Linked DNA regions of Homo sapiens: region 1 is linked to region 2. A link is a loop called in an ENCODE intact Hi-C map of the cell type or tissue named here. Cell type or tissue: HepG2. All regions are shown on one strand. Links, peaks and the distances in the headings refer to the core of each region. The heading gives the core; the rest is flanking DNA. Region 1 overlaps JMJD1C (jumonji domain containing 1C). Region 2 overlaps JMJD1C (jumonji domain containing 1C).

The links. Peaks named below come from ENCODE experiments on the same cell type or tissue, not always from the same donor. Only the 100,000 strongest peaks of a DNase experiment are listed, where the experiment ranks them.
Region 1: a loop joins it to region 2, with 4 times the contacts of the local background. A loop is called at or near these places in 3 of 110 quality-filtered maps.

Annotation. Positions count from the first base shown.
Region 1 is chr10:63,361,833-63,370,170 of GRCh38, reverse strand. The region is part of intron 2 of JMJD1C (jumonji domain containing 1C); the gene reads left to right. Among named protein-coding and RNA genes, the nearest start is that of MIR1296, 7.0 kb to the left of the region's middle. RefSeq lists an enhancer at 3,764-4,265. In HepG2, for the core only: no CTCF peak of the experiment used is centred there; a DNase peak (open chromatin) is centred at 3,950.
Region 2 is chr10:63,300,823-63,309,160 of GRCh38, reverse strand. All of the region lies in intron 2 of JMJD1C (jumonji domain containing 1C), which reads left to right. Among named protein-coding and RNA genes, the nearest start is that of MIR1296, 68 kb to the left of the region's middle. In HepG2, for the core only: no CTCF peak of the experiment used is centred there; no DNase peak of the experiment used is centred there.

The DNA of each region.
Region 1 (8,338 bases), core at 105-8,104, 61 kb before region 2:
ATCAGCCAGGGGAAGAGATGTTTAGGGTAGAGTCCAGACTCTTCTCCCTGTGCAGTCATGTCCAGCATTATCTTTTTATGTCCACAGTATGTGAGTTTCGTCAGTGAAGAAACTCATCTGAGTCTTTGATTTTCCAGTTTTACTGGGGCTCAAAATCACATACTAGCTGAAAGGTGTAGCTTTGGCCTCTGGGAGGTCAGACTAATAACTTTAGTTCTCACTTCTTCTGGAGGTCAGAATTGATACTGGAATGTCGAAAGCCCCCATTGTAAATCACATTGTTAAACTGTCCAGTGGCCAAAGCCTCCAGGCAAACAAAAACACTCCTATCAAGCAGGTACTCCTAAGAAGCAAGATATTCTAGAGCCCTGGAGATCATCTCTCAGTTGCCAAGGTGGAAGCCCAGGCATCTTTTTCTTCTTTGGTGTATAGGCTATGCCCTAGCCTTTGGCCTACACTCTTAAAGCAAAATGAATATATTTGAACGTCTACATTTAGGTTTTATATGACAGACATTGCAGTAGTAACTTTTTGAATATGCCTAATATTGGGAGGAGCCAGTGTTGAATAGGTGTACATTTAAATAAACAGTCAATCTAATTTATAAAGCCATTATGTACATCATTTTCTTGTACTAATTTAATTACTCATTTTCCCCCGGATTTACCACTATTTTTGTATCTTATGAAAAATTCATGCAGGACTATTGGCATAGAAATTAGTTGATGGGCTGGGCACGGTAGCAAACGCCTGTAATCCCAGCACTTTGGGAGGCTGAGGTGGGGGGTATCACTTGAGGTTAGGAGTTCGAGACCAGCCTGGCCAACATGGTGAAACCCCATCTCCGCTAAAAATACAAAAATTAGCCAGGTGTGGTGGTGCACTTCCATAATACCAGCTGCTTGGGAGGCTGAGGCGAGAATTGCTTGAACCTGGAAGGCAGAGGTTGCAGTGAGCCGAGATTGCATCATTGCACTCCTGGGCAACAGAGTGAGACGAGAAGAGGAGAAGAAAAGAGAGAGAGAAAGAGAAAGAAAACAGGAAGAAAAGGAAGGAAGGAAAGAAGAAAAGAAAGAAAGAGGAAGAAAAATTAGTTGATGGTTAACTAATTCTTCCTTAGGCTATTCATTTTCCATCATTATTACACCCTGAGGAGGCTTTAACTAAATTTCCTGATACATTAGATGATCAATATCAGTATTATAAGATTGATTTCTATAAGGGGCTGGGCGTGATGATTCATGCCTATAATCCCAGCACTTTGGGAGGCGAGGGTGGGCAGATCACCTGAGGTCAGGAGTTCGAGACCAGCCTGGCCAACATGGCTAAACCCTGTCTCTACTGTAGTCCCAGCTACTTGGGAGGCTGAGGCAGGAAAATCGCTTGAACCTGGGAGGTGGAGGTTGCAGTGAGCTGAGATCATGAGACTACACTCCGGCCAGGGCAGCTGAGCGAGACTCTGTCTCAAAACAAAACAAAAAAAGATTTATTTACATAAGGTAAATGAATCTTAGCAACAGTGTCACTTGTTATGCCATAGTGTGTTATGTCACAACGTGATGCTGTTTTATTACAGAACAAATCAGTAAGAATTGCAGAGGAATTTGCTATGCCGCCTCAGCAGAATTGACCCTTACCTGGATGCTGGATATTATCATGGATAGGTATAGTTACAGTGGGCCCTTACTCAGTTATTTCTGAGTTCCAAGTCATTTAAGAACAAAGCTACTTACCTTGTCTCAGTTCACAGGCTTGTACTAAGACTGGTTTCCCTATGTGCTGTTATATAGTAAGGTCTCCATGTTCGTGAATATGATGTATTTCTTTGGTAGCATTTTCCTGCACAGAGCATTCCAATTTAATTATGGAACTCTTCTGGGTACTGCTTTCCCCTGAGAATGTTTCTCCAACATTTCCCAGGACAGTATATATATTTCAGGTTTTCAGATTCAGAGAAGCAGTGTCAGTTAATGCCCAATAGTAAACTAGTTGTCCCTCAAATTGAAATTTTTGGGTCCAGAATCCTGATGGTTTTCCTATAAGCTCCAGTCTTGTGCTCCACACAGGACTGTTGTATAAAGAATTTGCCCAGCTTCTATTCTGTACTATTTGAAATTAATTTGGATGGGCTCAGGCATTTTCACTGGCTTTCAATTAGCATGTCCTATAAATATTGCCTGATAGGAAGATTTATATGTATTCTGTTTAAGTAGGGGAAACATTCGCCAGTCAGACGTAATAAATATCTCCATAATGCATTCAGGTGAAGGAGACACACTACTGTACATAAAGTACATTCAGACATTCTTATTTTAATCCAGAGTTTTACCTTGATCCATAAACTCTTGTGTTGTTATGTCTTTCCAGTATAACTGTAGCTCCTGTTAGGACTTCACCAACAGATTTGTAAGTTCTGTGCATGGGTCTCTCGTGGAAACATCTCTATGCTTAACTATTTTATCCATTTAAAAGCATTTGACTCTGGGTCCCCAGCTAGGGACTAGCAAGGAATCTAGGTCTTCTCTTCAGGCCTTATCTAAGCATTGGCTTAGGCAAGTTGAAGTTAGATTTTTCTTAGTCATTTTTGCCTTCCAGTTTTTAAAGTTTCCTCAAACTAGGGTGAATTGCCGGGTACAGTAGCTCACTCCTGTAATCCCAGCACTTTGGGAGGCCGAGGCTGGCAGATCACCTGAGGTTGAGAGTTTGAGACCAGCCCGACCAACATGGAGAAACCCCATCTCTCCTAAAAGTACAAAATTAGCCAGGCATGGTGGCGCATGCCTGTAATCCTAGCTACTCGGGAGGCTGAGGCAGGAGAATTGCTCGAACCTGGAAGGTGGAGGTTGCGGTGAACTGATATGCCATTGCACCCCAGCCTGGGCAATAAGAATGAAACTCTATCTCAAAACAAACAACAACAAAACAAAAACAAAAACAAAAAAAAACTAGGGTGAATAAAGCAGATTTGTTTAGGGCTCTTTAATGGAAGGAGACCAGCAGGGGCTCATTGGTCCACTCAACCTCTGAGAGTGCTGCAGTGTGACCTTTGTTTTGGCTTCAATATTTTATCCCATTTCTCAATAACTGTTTAAAGATTTACACCCAGCTGGGACTAGTCTCTTGAATCTCCTCTTTCTTTTTCTCCATTGTCTTATGAATCTTTATTGCCTGTTATTTTGGTAAGACTTTTACATATGGCAGTGGGTCTGTGACTACTGGCTATAACTGGATCTGGCCAAAAACCAGGCTTGGCCCAGCATTAGGATTTGCGTTTCTGTTTCGCTATTCCAGGTAACAATAATCAAGGGATTATATAGTAACTTTATTTATTGTTTATGTAACATTTTCTTATGTATCCAGTGACCCAGGCACCCAGGAGTTGGATCCATCATTTCTCAGTCCCACTGGTAACTTTTATTTCTACTAATTGATTGTAATACAGCTGTAGTTGGAGCTATTATTTGTAAATTCCACTGGTAATGTTTACCTCCATTAAATGATTATAGCACAGCTATAGTTTTATACCATGAGTGGCCTTGTAACCATCCAGGAAACAAAGGTTTGTCATCCCTCATTCTTTCTCTTCATTCAGTGAGTCAGCTTCAGCAAGTTAATGTCATTCTTGTGCCCACTTCCGATACCATTGCTGCAAGCTTGAGGGATTCCAAAACCAACCTCAGGTTTGATAATTTGCTAGAAGAACTCACAGAACTCATTATATTCATGGCTATAGTTTGTTACGTAGAAATGATACACATTAAAATCAGCCAAGGGAAGAGAGACATAGGGTGCAGAATCCAGGAGGAGTCCAAATGTAGAGTTTCTGATTGCCCTCTCTCTGTGGTATCATAGACAACATTAGCTCATTTCAATCACAGTGTATGACAGTACTCACAGAATATTGTCAAACAGGGAATCTCAGCAAAGCCTTTGGTGATCATTGTTTGTATTGGGATTTGATCACATACCACCCACATGGCTGACCTTTAGTCTCCTGCTGCTTCCAGAATGTCAAACTATTACCTTTAGTTATTCCTTTCTCTGGAGGTCACAGCTATTACTTTGTGGCCCAAAGCCATACTGTGTGCTGTTATATAGTAGGGTCTATGTGCTCATTATAATGATATGTTCCTTTGGTAGCATTTTCCTGCACAGACCATTCCCATTTCATTATGGAATTCTTCTGGGTACTTCCCATTGTAAATCACATTTTTAGATAGTCCAGTGGCCAAAGCCCCCAGACGAACAAAAACACTCGTATCAGCCAAGACATGCCAGAGGCCTAGTGATTGTTTCCCAGTAGCTGAGGGCAGAAGCCAGACCTCTTTCAATAAGGTTGATCTTTCACTGTATTAACACTGTATATAAAGGACTTTTATAAAAGCTTGTAGTTATGGTGTTATTGTCATCATCCAGTTTAATGCCCTCTTTTTTCCAGTAAGAAAAGAAAGGTCTGGGATAATCATGTTAATTGATTTGTTTACATTTTCATTTTAATTAGTAGCACAACTGAGAGTGAAAATGGAACCCAAATAGTCCATCTTTAGCATAATACTTTTTTTTCTCCTCTAGTGGAGCTTATACCTTGCCAATTATTGAATCTTGAACTCCTGACCTCGTGATCCACCTGCCTCAGCCTCCCAAAATGCTGAGATTACAGGCTTGAGCCACTGCACCTGGCCTGAATTACTGAATCTTACTGAGAATAATCATGGAAAAACATTTGTATTTTTTGATCAACCTAGTTTCAGGAAAAGTCTTAAAAGGAAAACAACCTAATTTTTATTTTAGTTTACTTCTGATCAGACAATTTAAGATTTGGAGATATAAATGAGAATAAACTAAAATTTTTGTGTTCAGGAGGTATAGAGAGTAAGGAGACAGATGTACAAGTGGAAAATGAAACATTCAGTTATAGAATAAAAGTTTATAAAAATGGGACAAATGAAGAGGAAGTGCCTGGCTTGGCTAAGGAAAAGTGATACAGAGGAGGATGAGGCTTGCTATGATTTTAAATGCTGAATTGGCATTTTCTGATCCAAAAAGGTTGGAAGGCGTTGTATGAGAAAACAGGTCCTGATTGGGAAATCCCAAGGTCTTGTGCCAAGCTGGCATAGGTAGAATAATTGTGATGGAGTGGAGTAAGCGGTGATCAAATCATAAAGGGTCTTGTGTTACAATAGAATTTTGGAAATATTCCTCCTGTAGGGAATGGAAAGCCATGGAACCAAAATTATCTGGATTAAATCATCAATTTTGTATTTTAAGTAGGTTGCTATAGCTGTAGTATGGTGGGATTTGAGAGCAGCTAGCACATTATCCTGTAATTCATCCCTTTGTTTGATCTAGGTGAGACTTGGATAAATTTGTCTGGTAAAACATGTGCTCGGCCACGTGTGAGGTGGCCTGTACTCCCAGCACTTAGGGAAGCTGAGGCAGGCAAATCACTTGAGTCCAAGAGTTCGAGACCAGCCTGAGCAATATGGTGAAACCCCATCTCTACAAAAAATACAAAAAATTAGCCAGGTGTAGTGGTGCCTTCCTGTAGTCCCAGCTCCTTAGAAGGCTGAGGTGGGAGGATTTCTTGAGCCCAAGAGTTTGAGGCTGCAGTGAGCTGTGATCCAGCCTGGACAACAGAGTGAGAGCCTGTCTCAAAAAACAAACAAAAAACCTGCTTATCTTTGCTTCCTCCAAAATCGCACCAAGATAGCAACAACAAAAAAAGGATGAACAGTAAGAGATAATGGTCACAAGATAGAAATACATTTTTAGAATGTAGGGAGTGGGTGTCAATTAGTGACCAATTTAACAGGATTAAAGAAAACTGGGCCAGGCTTCACGCCTGTAATCTCAGCACTAGGTTTTTGTTTTGACCCCTTGCCCACTCCAATCCCAGCACTTTGGGAGGCCAAGGTGGGAGAACCGCTTGAGCCCAGAAGTTGAAGACCAGCCTGGGCAACATAGTAAGTCCTCATCTGTACATAAAAGTTAAAAATTAACCAGACAGTCTGGGCGCAGTGGCTCACACCTGTAATCCCGGCACTTTGGGAGGCCAAGGTGGGCGGATCACCTAAGGTCAGGAGTTGAGGACCAGCCTGGCTAATATGGTGAAACCCAGTCTCTACGTAAAAAAAAATATATACAAAAATTAGCCAAGAATGGTGGCGCATTACTGTAATCCCAGCTACTCAGGAGGCTGAGGCAAGAGAATTGCTTGTACCCGGGAGGTGGAGGCTGTAGTGAGCTGAGATCATGCCACTGCACTACAGCTTGGGCAACAGAGTGAGACTCTGTCTCAAAAAAAAAAAAAAAAAAAATTAGCCAGGCATGGTGGCGTGTACCTATAGTCCCAGCTACCCGGGAGAGGCTGGGGCCAGAGGGGGAGGATCACTTGAGTCTGGGAAGTAGAGATTACAGTGAGCCATCACTGCACTCCAGCATGGGTGACAGAGTGAGACCCTGTCTCATAAAAAGAAAAACCTGAAATCTAAATGTCATCAGAGGGGAATGCTAGCAGATTTTAGAAAGGTTCAAAATCAAAGCCCCAGATGCTTTGCATGGTAGAAGTGATGGTGGGAACTGATAATGCAGGAATTGATCGAAAAATTGTATGGGTTAGGCGTGGTGGCTCACGCCTGTAATCCCAGCACTTTGGGAGGCCAAGGTGGGCGGATTCCCTGAACTCATGAGTTCTCAGCCAGCCTGGGCAACATTGTGAAACCCCATCTCTACCAAAAACAAAAAATTAGCCAGGCATGGCGGCATGCATCTCTAATCCCAGCTACTCGGGAGGCTGAGGCAAGAGAATTGCTTGAACCCGGGAGGCAGAGGTTGCAGTGAGCCAAGATTGTACCGCTGCACTCCAGCCTGGACGACAGAGCGAGACTCCATCAGGAAAAAAAAAAAAAAAAAAAAAAAGAATTGTATGAAGAGAAGTAGACTCCCAGTGCTTTCTTCATACTTCTCACAGTTGGCAAGCTAACCTCTTCACCACTTACAGTACATTCTCTCAAGAATATGAACAGTAGAGGTTCTGGCTTTAAGGACATTTGGCCCATCAGAATTTCTGATAGGACAAGTGCATTAAATGAAAATCCTTTTTCTAAGTGGTTCTTTCAGCCCCATTTATTTCATGTCAACCAGTTACGTCCCCCCTGAAATGATTAGAGGATTGTTACCTCAGGGAAAGTGAAGGTCCCTGAGAAAAGAACAATAATAAATACTGGTAATAAGTGCCCTACAGTAATACTCACCAAGCCACTCTCACTCACAAAGTGTTTTTCAATAGCTTTTTAGTGCCTCATGCTTAATTATGAATGCTTAGTCAGGGATCCTCAGTCTTCTAAGCACTGATCATATTTTAGGAATTATATATAAATACAATATACTAGGCCAGGCATGATGGCTCATGCCTGTAATCCCAGCATTTTGAGAGTCCAAGGCAGGCAGATTGCTTGAGCCCAGGAGTTCGAGACTAGCCCAAGTAACATAGTGAAACCATACCTGTACTAAAAAATACAAAAATTAGCCAGGTGTGGTGGTGCCCACCTGTAGTCCCAGCTACTTGGGAGGCTGAGGCGGGAGGATCATTTCAGCCTTGGAGGCCAAGGCTGCAGTGAGCTGTCATTGTGCCACTGCACCCCAGCTTGGGCAAAAGAGTGAGACCCTGTCTTAAAAAATAAATAAATATATATATAAATAAATATATATATGTGTAACTGAACTATTTAAACTATTGTGATTTACAACTAAGTTTTTGCCTATCTGATGGCAAGAATTGTGCACTTAAAGTTATTCAGTAGAGGCTGAATACCTGATACTATTAGCTGTTGAGTAGATAATGAATAAAAGACACTTTAGTTATGAATTAAAAGGAATTTCTTGATTTTATTGGTAAACACTTCTTTCAAACTAGTGATTTTTTTTTTTTTTTTTAGAGATGCAGTCTCACTCTGTTGCGCGTGCTGGAGTGCAGTGTCATGATTTTGGCTCACTGTAGCCTCCGCCTCCCAGGTTCGAGTGATCCTCCTGCCTCAGCACCCCTAGTAGCTGGGATTACAGACATGTGCCACTATGCCCGGCCAATTTTTGTATTTTTAGTAGCAATGGGGTTTTGCCATGTTGGCCAGGCTGGTCTCGGAACTCCTGACCTCAGGTGATCCACCCGCCTCGGCCTCCCAAAGTGCTGGGATTACAGGTGTGAACCACTGTGCTTGGCCCAAACTAGTGATTTTTAAAAAGCCAGTATTTCTGAAGTTGCATGAAAAAAGGAAGTGAACCATTATTCTAAATATCCTCTTAAATTGTTTTCCAAAATTAAGTACATTTAAAAGTAGAT
Region 2 (8,338 bases), core at 106-8,105:
TGTCGTTTTGGTGGAGTACATTCTGAGTAGTTTCTTGAGATATGGTGCTTGAGGTTTTTTGTTGTTGTTGTTTGGTCTTTCTTGAATGGTTTGCCCCGGGTGTGGAATTTTAGTTTGGAAATTACTATTCTGAAGATGGACCATTGTAAAAGTATCCAAGCCTGCCATTCTGCCATTCTGTTTTCTGATCCTTTGTCACTTTTTCTTTCTAAAAGCATATAGAATCTTCTCTTTTTCCCCAAGATTCTGAAATGTTACTGTGATATTTCTTTATGTGTGTCTATTTTTATCTGTTGTGTTAGGCCCTTTCAATCTGGCAACTTATTCTTCAGCCCTGGGAAATTTTCTTTAGTTGTTGTTTTTTTTTCTTTTTGATGACAGTTTTCCCTTTCTTTTTTTTTTTTTTTTTGTTCTCAAATGGATGTTGTCATTTCAATTTTATTTTTTGGCTTTCTAGTTTTCTCTCCTATTTCTATTTCTCTCATTTTATTCTTCTTTCTGGGAGGTTTCCTTAAGTTTCCTTTTAAGCTTCCAACTGTTTTTTTTTTTTTCCTATAGCAGCTTATTTTTGTTTCTTAGACGAAATAACTCTTTTTCTGGTAATACAAATCTTGGTTTTGTTAATGTTTTAGAGTCTGTGTAAATCTCTTTTTCCTACATGTTGCTCTTATTCTTTTGTCTCTGTCTTTGTTCGTGGACCCTTTAAATTTAGAGGCTTTCCACAAATACTAAATAATCACTGGCTAGGATGGATAGGGTTTGTCTATTTTGAACTTTAGTTGATGGTGATCTGGGAACCTTATTTTGTGGGTCAAACTCCAGTATACTAGAATTTTGAGATATCATCTCCTAGACTGGTTACTTTCCTCAGGGAAGAAATCCATCTCCTACATAGATGGTAAGGATCTGTCTGCAAGAATTCTGGGTGCAGAGTCGGGGAAAATGGCTGAAGTTCGTTAGATATTAGTATGCATACAGTCATTTAATTTCCCAATTTTTTTTTTTCTTTTGAGATGGAGTCTCACTCTGTCGTCCAGGCTGGAGTGCAGTGGCTCAATCTCAGCTCACTGCAGCCTTCACCTACTGGGTTCAAATGATTCTGCGTCAGTCTCCTGAGTAGGTGGTATTACAGGCATCTGCCACCATGCCCAGCTAATTTTTTTTTGTATTTTTATTAGTGACAGGTTTACACCGTGTAGGCCAGGTTGGTCTCGAACTCCTGACCTCAAGTGATCCGCCTGCCTCAGCTTCCCGAAGTGCTGGGATTACAGGTGTGACCCACCGTGCCCAGCCTGATTTCCCAGTTTTGGTTTGGATATGATGATGAAGCACAGAAATGGCCTTGGGTTTTCTCTGTATTGAGACCTTCTATTTTAAATTCTGCAGAGACTAAACTTCTAAAACAGTGAATCTCCCTAGTACAGAGTCATGGAGGGGATTGAAGGATCTATTTTTTTTTTCTTAAATGGCTGTCACTGAAATCCTCTTTGCTTTTTAGCCCTCTACTTCCTTAGCCCCCAGTGCCAGTCTTACCTGGTGGTACCATTTCTTATGCCTGTTTAAGATTCTATGGCATACAGTGGGTTGGTTCTCAGCTTCTCTGTCAGGCTGGAATTCAGGTTTCTATCAAATTGCCGTTGCTTTTTCTGTTTCTACCCACTTTGCCCCTGTCCTTATGAGGTATTTTTCTTAAAGATTTCTCCTGATGTAGTTTGTAGTAGGTTTCACAAGGTACTGAAATTACATAGACGTATATGATTCGCCATCTTAACCTGGAAACCTAAACCTACTTTTAAATTGTCCGCCTTATTTTTAATATGTGTGATATTTATGATGAAACATTGAAATATACTGAAATGCATAATATCTAGTTGTTCCATATATGTTTTTAAAATAAATGCTTCAGCAAATCTGTTAACTATTTTTGTAAATCTCAGCATTCATTCTTGCTTTTTGGAATAGGAGCAAGATTTTTTTTTTTAAAGAGACAGTTTAGGAAATTTTAGACGAATCCTCAGAATTATTTGTTGTGGACACCAACCACTGTAAAAATACCTAAATGAAAAAATTTTGCCTTTAAATACCTCTTTTGAGATAAATGTTTAAGAAGTAATATCAGAAAAATGGTTTTTAATTAAATTACTTACGTTACAGTACAGTTCGAGTACAAGCATAGCAATATCCCTTTCAGAAAGATCTTTAAAAAAGTAAATGAAGTTAACTCCAGGACGTTTAACCCTGGTAAATAAGGAGGGATATGATTGACCAGACTTAATACTGGTCCTTATAAACATGTTATAAATATTTTTGTTTCATATGGCAGTAAAGCTACCTATAAACCTTATTTATCATTGTATTTACTTGAATATTTGGAAAATTTTTGAAAACGTCTGTTATCTCAATAATACATCGGGTGTTATTAATAGGTTATTGATATGTAACATTTTTATATTTTTCCTACAGGCTCAGTAGTGGGAACTCTTAAAAATAAGGTCATTGTACTTATATATTTTTAGTTTCGAAATATTTAGACTCTTAAGATAAAATGTGAAATAGGTAAGCCTAGGTATATATACACTTTTTAAAATTAAATTTGTTTAAGTGATGTCACAGTCATACATTTTTTCTTTTATAAATCTGGTTTCATCTCACAACCACCTTGATCTTAGACTTCTAGCCTTCAAAATTGTGGGTTACTGGAGTTTGAGGCTCTGTATTGATGAGACCATAGGATCCAAAAATTAATCTAAAAGTCATGTCAAGACTTTGTTGGCTGGGCACGGTGGCTCACGCCTGTAATTCCAGTACTTTGGGAGGCCAAGACGGGCAGATCATTCGAGGCCAGTAGTTTGAGACCAGCCTGGCTAACATGGTAAAACTCCATCTCTACTAAAAATACAAAAATTAGCCCGGTGTGGTAGCAGGCGCCTGTAGTCCCAGCTACACTGGAGGCTGAGGCAGGAGAACTGCTTGAGCCTGGGAGGCGGAGGTTGCAGTGAGTCGAGATCACACCAGTGCACTCCAGCCTGGGCAACAGAGCAAGACTCACTCTGAAAATTAAAAAAAAATAAAATTAAAAAAACGTGATAAACTAATGACTAAGTCTTTTTCTTTTCTTTTTTTAAGAGATGGGGTCTCTACCGGGCACAGTAGCTCACACCTTTAATCCCAGTATTTAGGAGGCCAAGGTGGGCAGATTGCTTGTGCCCAGAAGTTTGATTCCAGCGTGGGCAACAATGTGAAACCCCAACTCTACAAAAAATAAAAAAATTAGTTTGCACATGCCTATAGTCCCAGCTACTCAGAAGGCTGAGGAGGGAGAATCACTTGAGCCCAGGAGTTCAAGGCTGCAGTGAGCCGAGATTGTGCCACTGCACACAGAAGAAATATCAGAAAAATGATTTTTAATCAAATTACTTACGTTACAATACAGTTTGAATACAAGTATAGCAATATCCCTTTGAGAAAGATCTTTCAACACACACACACACACACACACACACACACACACACACACACACACACACACACGCCAGCATGGTGGTGCTTGCCCGTAGTCCCAGCTACTTGGGGGCTGATGTAGGAGGATCTCTTGAGCCTGGGAAGTCGAGGCTGACAAACCTTGCCTCCAGAGAGAGAGAGAGAGAGGGTCAGACCTTGCCTCCAGAGAGAGAGAGAGAGAGAGAGAGAGAGAGAGAGAGGGTCAGAGCGTCTTGCCATGTCATCCAGGCTGGAGTGTAGTAGTGGTACAATTAGAGCTCACTGCAACCTTTTTTGTTTTTTGTTTTTTTTTTGAGGTGGAGTCTTGCTCCGTCGCCAGGCTGGAGTGCAGTGGTATGATCTTGGCTCACTGCAGCCTCTGCCTTCCGGGTTCAAGCGATTCTCCTGCCTCAGCCTCCCGAGTAGCTGGGACTAGAGGCGCGTGCCACCACACCCAGCTAATTTGTTTTATTTTTAGTAGAGACGGGGTTTCACCATGTGGGCGAGGATGGTCTCGATCTCCTGACCTTGTGATCCGCCCGCCTCGGCCTCCCAAAGTATTGGGATTACAGGTGTGAGCCACCATGCCCAGCCACTCACTGCAACTTTTAACTCCTGGGCTCAAGGAGTCCTCCCACCTCAGCCTCCCGAGTCACTGGGTCTACAGGCACATGGCACCATGCCTGGTTTATATTTTAAAATACTTTTTTGGTAGAGATGGGGTCTTGCTCTGCTGTCTAAGTGTTCTCAAATTCCTGGCTTCAAGTGATCCTCCTGCGTCAGCCTCCCCAAGTACTGGAATTACAGATGTGAGCCCCTGTGCCTGGCCTCCTAGTCAATCTTTAGTTGGCTATTTACCAATTTGCTGTGTGTGTAAATACACACATACATATACATTTATATTTAAGTTTCCTAGACTTTGCATGTAGATTAAAAGAGAGTAAAAGCAATTGCCATCTGATCTTTTCTGTGGCCTTATTTAATTGAGGTTTTCTACCTCAACCCAGTTCCCAGTGTTTTTACTATACAGACTATTGTCATAATTATTATTCTTGGGACAGATTCTACCAACATTAAAAGTTGATTTGCATTTTAGACAAAGTAATCTTACATTTTGAATTATTCCTGACAACCCAAAAAACAAGAGTTTATTAATATGAATGTTTAATTAAATCCCACGTCTTTTATTTCTTTTTAAGTCCTTTTCCATTTTGAATTTTAACAGGGAGCTGGGTTTTTTTGGTGTTTTTTGTTTTGCTTTGTTTTTTTTAAATTCCTGGCTGTGAATCTTAAGTCCTCATTCTCTCAGATGTAGCCAGCAATCTGGGCATGGCTGTGTCTGAAAAGTAGAGACAGCCTTATGCCCAAACTTCTGTTACCAACGCGTTCTGATATCCAATATGAGTTATTTTGCTTGCATTTCTGATAATGGCTAAGGCAGTAACCAACTATAATTCATATTTAATGGTTTTCAAAAGTTTGAAGTTTGAGTCTTTGGTCCCATTTTGAGGTCATAACAATTTAAGATATTTTATATAGTACTAACTATAAGAATACTCTGATAGAAAGATACTGCCAGGAATACAAAGATAAGTAAGGCAAAGTCCTTGCTCAGACAGGTCCATTAATACTGTAATTCAAGGTAGAGTAAGATTAGTGTCATTAGAGTATTTGTTTCTAACATCAGTTCCATAACAGACACTGGCTTCTCAGGGATATCCTTACTATTCCTTCTGAAACTATTATATTGTTATCAGAAAAACTCTTAGTATGAATTTAGAGTATCTGGAAATATTAATGATAAACAAGAATCTTGGTTATTTTTTGCTTGGCAAAGATAACAAGCTATTATTAATGGCTTTCTGGGGCAATGAGCTATTACTGTGACAGAAATAAAAAATATATTTTTTAAACCTGTATCCAAATAGTTTGTATGCTATTGATCTTAGATGCATGAAATGTCTATGTGCTTACAAAGTGACATAACAGTACAAGAAATAACATGATATGAATCACATATGTACGTTATACGTGAGGTTGTCATTTAGCACTGGGATTGATTAAAAGCACAAGCAGGCCGGGTATGGTGGATCACGCCTGTAATATTAGTACTTTGGGAAGCCAAGGCGGGCAGATCACCTGAGGTTAGGAGTTCGAGACCAGCCTGGCCAACATGACGAAACCCTGTCTCTACTAAAAATACAAAAATTAGCTGGGTGTGGTGGCGCGTGCCTGTAATCCCAGCTACTTGTGAGGCTGAAGCAGGGGAATCGCTGGAACCTGGGAGTCAAAGGCTGCAGTGAGTCAAGGTTGCACCACTGTACTCCGGCCTGGGCGACAGAGCGAGACTCCGTCTGAACAACAACAACATCAACAAAAAAGGCACAAGCAGAGTCTTTTTCAGTAAGTTAGAAGAATGCCTCTCTTCCCTCAATGAGTCACAATACATACAAGCATTTTAAAGTCAGGTTAATAGTTGAAAGATCTTAGATGCAAAGAGTTTTAAATCATTAGTTCAAGAACTAGTCAGTGAGTGATTGAATAAACTTTATTAAAACATGCTTAGTGAATTAGTGAATATTACAACACAATTTTTTTCCTATTACTTTCTTTGAGTTTCGAGAAAGTTTCTAGCTGGGTGTGGTGGTGTGTGCCTGTAGTCCCAGATACTGGAGAGGCTGTGGTGGGAGGATCCCTTGAGCCCAAGAGTTCGAGGTTACAGTGAGCTATGATAGGCAACAGAGTAAGACTCTGTCTCAGAAAAAGTAGTCTCTATATGTGTATGTAAACTTTAGGAAGAAGTGGATGTTTATCACTGTTGGTTTGTTTCTGAAGTGTAATTATTATTTGATTGTGACTTGAATCTACTTTTTAAGAGGCCATAATTTTGGCTAATTCCAAATAAGACCTGACCTTACAAATGGCCTCATTACTAAGTCCAGCTTGTGCTAGAGCTTTCACTAATTACTGTCTGGGTCTAGGACTGGTAGTCAGACTGCAACAGTCACAACTTGGTAAACATTTTAAATACTGACATAAGATTTTTATATTCATACATTATTCATAATTGAAGTAAAAACATAGTTCCAAGATGTTGTAAAGGTGTCTTTCACTTTTTCTTCAGTCTTAGCTGTCTGTGAAGATAAACATACAACTTGCCTCTTATAAATGGTTCTCATGCAAGATAAAGCTATAATGGGATACTTTTTTTCTGTTTTTCAAATATCAGATTAGCAAAGATCAAATGTTTTGAACACGTTTTTGAAAAGAGTGTAGAAAGACTGCCACTGTCATTCATTGCTGGTTATGAGTATATACAGATATAAAGCTTGTGGAATGCATTTCTAATTATATATATTCATTTACTCAGGCATTTTTCTTCTCGTAACTTATTGTCCAGTCTACATGCATTTATTCATTTGTGGGAGATGACTTGAGTACAGGGCTTCTTCTTGTATGTATTAGAAGACTGGAAACAGCCTAACTATCTGTTAAATAAACTGAGTGCAGTTGCTCATGCCAGTAGTCCCAGCTACTTGGGAGGCTTAGGTGGGAGGAATTGTTTGAGCCCAGGAGTTCGAGGCTGCAGTTAGCCGTGATCCCACCACTGCACTCCAGCCTGGGCAACAGAGCGAGACCTTGTCTCAAGGGAAAAAAAGAGTTTAATAAATTATTTTACATCTATCCAGTGGAATACAATGCAGCCAGCCATTTAAAAGAATGAAGTAGTTCTGTATGTACTCATAGGAAATGGATTGGTTTCCACGTCATAGTAAGTTTTTTTAAAGTGTAGGACAGAACAGAATTCTTTAGCCATTTGTTTGTTTTTTCTTCATTGTGAAAATGTTTTATTTTATTTTTAATTTTACTTTTAAGTTCTGGGATACATATGCAGAACGTGCCGGTTTGTTACATAGGTATGTATACACGTGCCATGGTGGTTTGCTGCGTCATCAAGGTTTTAATCCCTGCATATGCATTAGGTATTTGTCCTAATGCTCTCTCTCCCCTTGTCAGGCCCCGGACAGGCCCTGGTCTGTGATGTTTCCTTCCCTGTGTCCTTGTGTTCTCATTGTTCAACTCCCACTTATGAGTGAAAACACGCGGTGTTTGGTTTTCTGTTCCTGTGTTAGTTTGCTGAGAATGATTAGCCATTTGTTTTATTTGTGAACTATATCTTAAGTGTGCATGTATGTGTGCTTGAATATGCATACCATATCTCTGGAAGAAAACATAAGAATGCATTAAAACTTGTTGCCTGTGTGATAAACTAGGTGTACTTCCTAGAGTAAAAGGGTAATTGGGATTTTTCTTCATATTTTTGAATGTTTGTACACTGTGCATGTGAGAGAGAAAGATTCTCAGAGGCTGGATGTGGTGGTTCATGCCTGTCATCCCAGCACTTTGGTAGGCCAAGGTGGGAGGATTGCTTGGGGCCAGGAGTTCAAGACCAGTCTGGACGATATGGCAAAACCCCATCTCTGCAAAGAAACAAAAATTAGCCAGGCGTGATGGTACATGCCTATAGTCCCAGCTACTGGGGAAGCTGAAGCAGGAGGATCACTTGAGCCCAGGAGGCAGAGGTTTCAGTGAGCCAAGGTCATGCCACTGCACTGTAGCCTGGGTGACAGAGCAGACTCTGTCTTAAAAAAGGTTCTCATGCATTTTCTTTTATTGCCCTTCCTGGGATATATGCTTCAGTAGCCTGAGAAAATATGCCAAGGTCTTAACATTGAATATTCAACATTTATAGATGGTTGTCTCTTAATGAATTCCTTTTTTTTTTTTTGAGACAGAGTCTCAATCTGTTGCCCAAGCCAGAGTGCAGTGGTGTGTTCTTGGCTCACTGCAACCCCTT